2 separate regions of the Homo sapiens genome follow, and region 1 is linked to region 2. A link is an interaction called in ENCODE POLR2A ChIA-PET data of the cell type or tissue named here. Cell type or tissue: Panc1. All regions are shown on one strand. Region 1 overlaps ABTB2 (ankyrin repeat and BTB domain containing 2). Region 2 has its middle 5.3 kb from the start of ABTB2.

What was found. Peaks named below come from ENCODE experiments on the same cell type or tissue, not always from the same donor. Only the 100,000 strongest peaks of a DNase experiment are listed, where the experiment ranks them.
Region 1: POLR2A ChIA-PET joins it to region 2 with 10 read pairs; 29 of 35 experiments call an interaction of 5 or more read pairs at or near these places.

Annotation. Positions count from the first base shown.
Region 1 is chr11:34,163,145-34,167,144 of GRCh38, forward strand. ABTB2 (ankyrin repeat and BTB domain containing 2) reads right to left here. Exons shown (of 17, transcript NM_145804.3): 8 at 2,116-2,212; 9 at 1,542-1,677. Among named protein-coding and RNA genes, the nearest start is that of NAT10, 60 kb to the left of the region's middle. In Panc1, no CTCF peak of the experiment used is centred here; no DNase peak of the experiment used is centred here.
Region 2 is chr11:34,361,328-34,365,327 of GRCh38, forward strand. No RefSeq gene overlaps it. Among named protein-coding and RNA genes, the nearest start is that of ABTB2, 5.3 kb to the left of the region's middle. In Panc1, no CTCF peak of the experiment used is centred here; no DNase peak of the experiment used is centred here; H3K27ac peaks cover 1,788 bases.

The DNA of each region.
Region 1 (4,000 bases), 200 kb before region 2:
ATTACAGGGTGTCACTATATCACACTTTCCTGGGGCTTATGTGAGGCTGATGTAAAGGGTTTAAATGCAGAGCCTGAAACACAGCAGGTCTTTCTAAATAGCAGCTGACTATGCACGTGAAAGTGTCTAAAACACAGGAAGAGCCCAGTAAGTACTCATTTGGTCCCTTCATGTTGATAAGGATGAACTGAAGACGGATGTCATGTAGAATGTATTCATATTTATGAATGAAGACACAGAATGTTAGACCCCACAGAGGACGCTCCCCCGTGCTGCTGCTTTTAGCCTCGTGAGAGCCCAGACACATCACCGTCATAGGCGATGGATCCATCTTGCTCAAGGCCACTCCAGGTGGGGGTACAGACCCAGGACTTCTGGCTCCAAGACCCAGGCTCATTCTGTCACCTCCTGTGGCCTGGGGCTCTGGGATGGATGCAGCATGGGTGGTGCTGCAAGGTTCCTGGGGGCTGACCTGCTCCACGGCTACCCCGCAGATCCTCCTCCTACCTGCCAAGCCCATGGCCTGGAGGTGCCCTTCCAAGGACCCAAGGTCCCTCCCAAGGGCTCCTCCTCACGTGTGGACTTGCTAGTTCAGGCAGTTTACAGAGCACCTTGTTTGGGCCAGGCGCTGGCATGTGAAGGTGAACTAGCCACGGTGACTGTCCCAAGGGTCCTGTGCTCAGAGTGACAGGCAGATGAGCAGGCAGGCAGTCTCCACGCAGGGTGAAGAGGCCTCCATGGGGGATGCAGGCACTGGGTGGGGTGGAGCGGCCTAGAGGTGGTGATGTGAAAGATGGCGCCTGGAGGGTGAGGGTGGCTGGGGTGGGTGAATGTGGGGGTGGGCTGGAGACAGCTGGAGAGAAAAGCATTCTAGGGGAGGGGACCCCAGCCAGAACATGAGGCTGGTGGCAAGAATGGTGTCGGGGAACTGGAAGTAAGTGTCCTGCCTGCCAGCCCTGCTTATCCAGCCCCGCTTTTCCAGCCCCGTTTCTGCCCTGTAATAAGCCCTTGTCTGGTCTCCCTTTGCCCCTCCGTGCTGTCCCTGACTTCAGCCTGCTGCTGTCCCGCCACACCCCTGGGCAGGCCTGGTCCCCACAAAGCAAGCTCTACCATCTGCACCTGGGGCAGGGTGCAATTTTGCACCAGAAGCCTCTGCACAGCTGAGCCGTATGCTATTTGGACGTCCAAGGCCACTTGGGCACTGGAGGACCACCAGCAGGCATGGGAAGCAATGTGGTCCTGAGTGGGCTCTGGCAGCTGCAGAGTGGCATCTCACTGGGAAATGGGACGGTCTGCCCTGGGCGTCGGGAGGCCCAGGCTCCAGTCCCAGGTCTGCCAGGAATCAGCTGTGGGGCCTCCCCCATCTCTGGGCCCTGTGCAGGCTAAACTCCCCCATGTTTCTGGTTTACTAGCACACAGGCCCCCTGTTTTGGGAAAGGTCTCCGGGCCTAGCTCTTTTGCTCCCATCGGGGAAACTGAGGCTCCTGTGAGCTTAGTTCAGTGCCCTCATGTCACACAGGGTGGGAATCCCGGGCAGGTACCTGTGGCCGTGGGCAGCTGAGTGGCTGAAGCAGTTCATGTCCTCGTGGAGGGAGGAGCCCATGCCGTGGGCCTCCAGCATGCTGAGGAGGGGGTCGGCGCCTCGGCTCAGCAACAAACTGACCAGCTCATAGTTCCCTGAAAGAGAAGGTGGGCAGCACGGAGGACACTGAGACAGTAGCCGCCAGGGCAGCTGAGGCGAAAGGGAAGGGAGAGCAGGATTCTCGCAGCTCTGAGTGCTGGAATAAGTCAGTAAACCCCACACTCATCTGCATTTGGTGGACGAAGTGAAGGGAGAGGAAGAAGGCTGGCCGTGCCCTGCCCCTGCTCCCCCTCCCTGGGTCTCCAGAGGGAAGGGCCTCCCTGCCCTGCTGGGTCCTGCCAGATGCTGAGCCCAACAGAAACTGATGGGTGGGGCCAGGGGAAGCCCCCAGTGGTCCAGAGAAGGGGTTTTAAGGCCCCTGCATGGGGTCCGTGTGTGCTAAAGAGACCCCTGCACGTCCAGCTACATGCCTGGCCAGGCTGGGGGGCACTGCAGGGAAGGGTAGACAGAGCCTCCGGGTAGCAGGTGCCTACCTGCCGCAGAGGCCAGCTGCAGGGGCGTCTCCGCATAGCTGTCCTCGCCGCCGTTCACTGCCGAGCCCTCGACATGGGCACCAGCATCCAGCAGCAACTGCCAGGGGCACAGAGGAGGAGGGCACTGCTCAGCGTGGCAGGGAGCACCTGGGAAGGGCCAGGGTGCTTTCGGGGACAGGGCCTTTGCTTCTCTCCAGGCATGTGACCAAGACACAGTTCACCCCAGCAGCTGAGGAACTGGAACTTTAGAACTCCAGGTTATCCTCAGGGCTCAAAGTTTCTAGAATCTTCAACTCCATTATTGTGGTCCAAGACCAAGCCCCTAAGCTGTGAGGACCTCTGAGCTTTTTCCGTCTTTCAAATGCTTTCCCATGAACTGACTGCAGCCACCTTTCTGAGAACACATGTGGATGAGCAGCACAGAAAATGTTGCCCGCAATCTATGGTAAACCATGGCTCTGGGTGGCAGCACGTGTTGGAGTCAGAAGGAGCAGGGTGTCAGTGCTGGCCACTGGCCAATGAGTAACCCCGAGCAGGTACTTCAACTCCCAGAGCCTCAGTCTTCCTCATTCACAGAATGGGAAGAGGGGCTTGCTTCCCTTAGGCTTCTTGTCGGAGAGGTACAGCAGGTACCCCAGGAAGGCAGGTGGTGGGGCTGAAGCAGGAAGTCCCAGTCTAGGACAGCAGAGGGCCTCTCCCCATGCTAGCAAGGGCGGGCTTTGACAGGGGACAGACGGGGCAGGGTTAACAGATACCAGGCAGTTCCAGATGAGCCGGTCCTGGCTCTGCCTTGGGGCAGGGGTGGGGCCTGCATTACTCCAACTGGTGACTTTCAGCTCCCTTTCCACCTTCCCTGACCAGCTGCTCTGGAGGGAGCAACCTTCCAGCCCTCCCAGGCTCCTGAAGACCAAAGCTTCCTCCAAGCATGCATGGCAGTCTAGGGGAGCCCAACCGCCCTTCCCCTGGATACCAGGAGTGGAGTTCAGGCTGACCTCTCAGTCCCATGGACTGTGGCATGGAGGACAGACATCACTGGAGATGCAGCAGTCAGAAATCAGTCACTCCCTGTACCAGTGCCAAGGCCGTGGAGGCGGGGGCCTGCTCACTGGGGCAAAACTAGGCACGGATCCAGGCAAGCTCAGGGCACAGCCCTGCAGGCCCAGTCTGAACTGAGGTTGGGATTTTGCTCCGGTTCTTATAAGGCAAAGGCGGCAGGATGTGGTGGCCAGTGGGTAACAGCCACTCGCTGAGTCCTTGTGATAGGCTAGGGCTGTGAATCAGCCAGACACAATCCCTGCCCTCAGAGGTCTTGCAACCTAGTGGGGAGCGAGGGTGTCACGCTAACTCCCTGGAAGGGGTGCCATGAAACCCTGCGCATGCCAGCGATCTGAGGACCTGGGAGTAAGTGCACGTGGCTGGAGCCCCTGCTGGCATGGGGAGCTGCTCTGCCCACAGCTTCTGCTTCTAGAACCACCACTGTCCCCACGCCAGCACAGCTACCTGAGCTGAGGTGGGCAACCTGTGGCTTGGCTCGACGGGTGAGCCATGCCAATCCGAAACCTCTCTCAGGAACTAAGGAGGGGACAGAATTGCACAGACCCCATGATATAGAGTTGGCCCTGTAGTAGAATTCACGAGGGAGGAGAAAAGGGAAGGGTCGGAAAGGCGGCTGTAGGCGAGAAAGCTGAGTGGGACTGGGACAGCCCCCAGTGTGCCCGACACGAGAGAGAGAGAGATGCCGGGAGGGCATGACAGGACCCTAGTGCTGCCTGGACCTGGGTCTTGTTTCCTAAAATTCCATTTGTCCTTGCACTAACCCCTTTCCTTGAGGCAACTCAGGTGGGCTGCTGCTCTATCGATCAGGTGAGCTGGCCTCAAGCAGTGC
Region 2 (4,000 bases):
TTTATAGAGCAGAGAGCATTACCTGCTTGTTTGTTGGTTGTCTTTCTGTCCTACAAGAATATAAGCTCCATGAGGGAAGGGATCTTCTCCATTGAGTTCACTTTTGTATCCCATTGCCTAGGTCAGTATGAGCGTAAAGTAGGAGCTCAATAAATATTGAATAAGTGAATGAATGAAACTAACAGGATGAATGGGGCAATGTAATGAACAGCTAGGTTTCTTTTTAAACTCTCAAGGAACCAGCAGGTGCTTAAGACTGTGTGTTAAGGGAAAAGGATTACTGACATCTGAACTGAGATTTTCCTGATACCTGCCTCCTCCATAGACTTTAGGAGAGTCATGTGCTCCCCATCCATATTATTATTATTTTTGAGACAGAGTCCCACTCTGTCATTCAGGCTGAAGTGCAGTGGTGCTATCTCGGCTCACTGAAACCTCCACCTCCCAGGTTCAAGAGATTCTCCTGCCTCAGCCTACCAAGTAGTGGGGACTACAGGCATGTGCCACCACTTCTGGCTAATTTTTGTGTTTTTAGTAGAGACGGGTTCACCATACTGGCCAGGCTGGTCTCAAACTTCTGACCTTAAGTGATCTGCCCGCCTCAGCCTCCCAAAGTGTGGGAATTACAGGCATGAGCCACTATGCCCAGCCCCCACCCACATCAGAAAGGGGTTCCTAACACCTTGGGGAGGTGGGCTTAGGAAGTGGGGAGTGTCTTTGAATCACCTAAAATTGCCTACAACATTTTTAATATGAGTACATATTTGCATATTCTGGAGAGAGGGTCAATGCCTCTAGGCAGGACTGTCTGATAGAACTTTCTGAGATAAAGAAAAAGGTTCCATATCTGTGCTATCAAATACAGAAGCCACTAACCACTTGTGGCTGCAACTTGAAATCTAGCTATTGTGACTGAAGAACTGAGTCTTAAATTTTAATTAATTAATTATTTTTGAGATGGGGTCTCACTGTCACTCAGGCTGTAGTGCAGTGGTATGATCTTGGCTTACTGCAACCTCTGCCTCCTTAACTCAAGTGGTCCTCCCACCTCAGCCTCCTGAGTAGCTGGGACCACAGGTGCACGCCACCACGCCCAGCTAATTCCTTGTATTTTTGATAGTGACAGGATTTTGCCATGTTGCCCAGGCTGGTCTCGAACTCCTGAGCTCAAGTGATCCTCCTGCCTCAGCCTTTAATTTAATTTTAAACTTGAATAGCTATAAGTAGTTAGTGCTACCATAGTGGACAGCACGGGTCTATAGCCTTCGTGAAGATCTCAATGAGGCCAATGATCCTAAGAGGTGAGAAATAAGAATGATGGTTGTTAGAGAAGTTTTTCCAAAATGATGGCAGAACACAGTGGCCCATTGTTAGGTCACAGCGCCACAGCGCAATGTTAGGAAAGGAGATAAATGTTAGGGCCTTGGACAAAGAAAACCATTTGGAAAAGGCATATACAAAGTCTTAAATGGGATGTGAACTCAGCCCATGTGTAAGGAGTAAGACATCCTTCCATTGTCAAGACATCACAGTCCATGTTGAATTGGTGGGAGAGTACATGGTGAGGAGGTAGGTTTGTCCCTAAGGGTAGCTAAAGGCAGACAAGTCCTGGGGACATAGAACCAGCTCCTATGTATGCAAGGTCCAGGGTCTGCTGTCTGTTCAAGGCTCAGGGAAGAGGAGGCCCCTCTATTTACATAGATACATATAAATTTGTTTTTTTTTTCTTTTTTTTTTTTTTTTTTGAGATGGAGTTTCACTCTTGTTGTCCAAGCTGGAGTGCAATGGCATGATGTCAGCTCACTGCAACCTCCGCCTCCCGGGTTCAAGCGATTCTCCTGCCTCCGCCTCCCGAGTAGCTAGGATTACAGGCATGCGCCACCATGCCCAGCTAATTTTGTATTTTTAGTAGAGACAGGGTTTCTCCATGTTGGTCAGGCTGGTCTCAAACTCCCGACCTCAGGTGATCCACCCTCCTCGGCCTCCCAAAAGGCTGGGATTACAGGTGTAAGCCACTGCACCTGGCCATAAATTTGGATTTTTAAAGACAATCTAAGTCTGGGCTTGGCAGAGACAATAAGCTGCTTAGATGAGTGGGAAGGTCAGGGTGGAGAGCAGATCAAACCAGAAATGGCTCAGAACCAGACATCAAACAGTGCCTAGCCCTGGCAACTGATAAGAACACGGGTGGTAAATAGCATTCAGCAAACAGGCCCCTACCAGAGTGGCTGGTAGAAGACTCTAATTTCCAAAACCTTGGGGGAGGGGGCAAGGAAAGGCTGAGCCTGTAGGAACTGAAGGATGGTGCAGAGAGTCAAGACAGGGACTCAGTTATTGGGACTGTGGGTTTCCAGGCGGGGGTTTGGACACAAGGTTTTCAGAGCCAGGTCAGGAGTAGCAGGCAGCGTAATCACGTCCTGAATCTCTGAGGCACTTACTGGTTTGGGACTCCTTAACTTACTGGTTTGGGAACTCCTTAACTATTTGCTGACAGGTGCCAGGCTTGTCTCAGAATCTGGGATGAAGTGGGGCTTCCATAGCTCCTCCTGCAAGGGTTAGAGAGTCACTAAGCAGGGAGCACAGAGATGATTTCAAAAGCATTGCTTGCTACATCGCGGTATTATGAAAACCATCTGGGTTGTTCTTTGGACACTTAACATAATATGCCTGAGAACAGGTGATAACTTAAATGAGTCGTTTTCAAATTGCCGAGTTGAGAAATCCCTTTTTCCAGTCTTACACAGGCCTTGATATGAAATACAAAGAAGCAGAAAGCTTGATTTGGGGTTGTGGGTGGAAGGGTCTAGAGCCAATTCATGAATTTTCAGGCAGCTTCTGAGAAACTCAGTGGAAGCCCAAAACTTTGCAGAGCTACTGGAAAACCACTGACCAAAAGCCATTGTCAGTTCTTTGACTCACTATGCGGGTTGGTACATCTGGGGGAGAAATGGGTCAAACATAAGGAAGGAAATACTGTGGAATGCAAGGAAAGCTGAGAAACGTGGTAAACAGGAGTGTTATGGTTAGCAGAGCTGCTTTGAAGTTGATCAAACAGAACACTCAGTTGTTGAAAAAGAAACCAATGGTGTGGAAACTGTAAAGTCTCCTCCATCCTGTGCAACCTAGATTAGCCCATTCCTGACACAGGTATTTGTTCTGAATCTCACGACTAAAGAAAAACACAGACAATTCAAAACAAAGCCCCAAAATGGTTATAAAGAAGAAGAAAAAAATACTTCCCCAAGGTATGTTCCGCAGGATGGCTAGTCTCATGAGATGGCCTACAAAAAAAAAAAAAAAGAAAAAAGAAAAGAAAAAAAAGAATTGAATTTTGTGGTTAACTTTGGGAAATTTTGCATTCTGTTTCTCCCTCTACTATACTCATGACCTACAATATTTAAGGCTCTGTTTGTATTTCTTGTAACCCATGCTATCCTGGTCCTGGGCTTAACTGTGCAGAGAGTTTTTTTTTTTTTTTTTTCAAATACCACAGGCTATTTTAAAGTAACTGGGACTTTTTATTTAACTTGAAGAAGAGAAGACAATGACTATCTTCTGTGTCTTATGAAGACAATGACACATCTTATGTGTTCGCTCAAGTAGTTGTGATAGGGCAGGACCTTGGACCAAATCCAGATAGATATTAGGACTGGTCAGTTTCAGTATCTGACCATTGCCCAAAGCTGGAATTTGGTTCTTTTGGACACAATGCGATCCCAAAGGTAGTTCCAAACCTAGGACATTGCTTCACAGGAGAAAATCGGGGTAAGTGCTAACACTGTGAAACTCCGTCTCTACTAAAAATACAAAAAATTAGCCAGGCGTGGTGGTGGGGGCCTGTAGTCCCAGCTACTCGGGAGGCTGAAGCAGGAGAATGGCGTGAACCCGGGAGGCGGAGCTTGCAGTGAGCCGAGATCGCGCCACTGCACTCCAGACTGGGCAACAGCAGGAGAATCCGGCTCAAAAAAAAAAAAAAAAAAAAAATTGGGGTAAGTGCAGA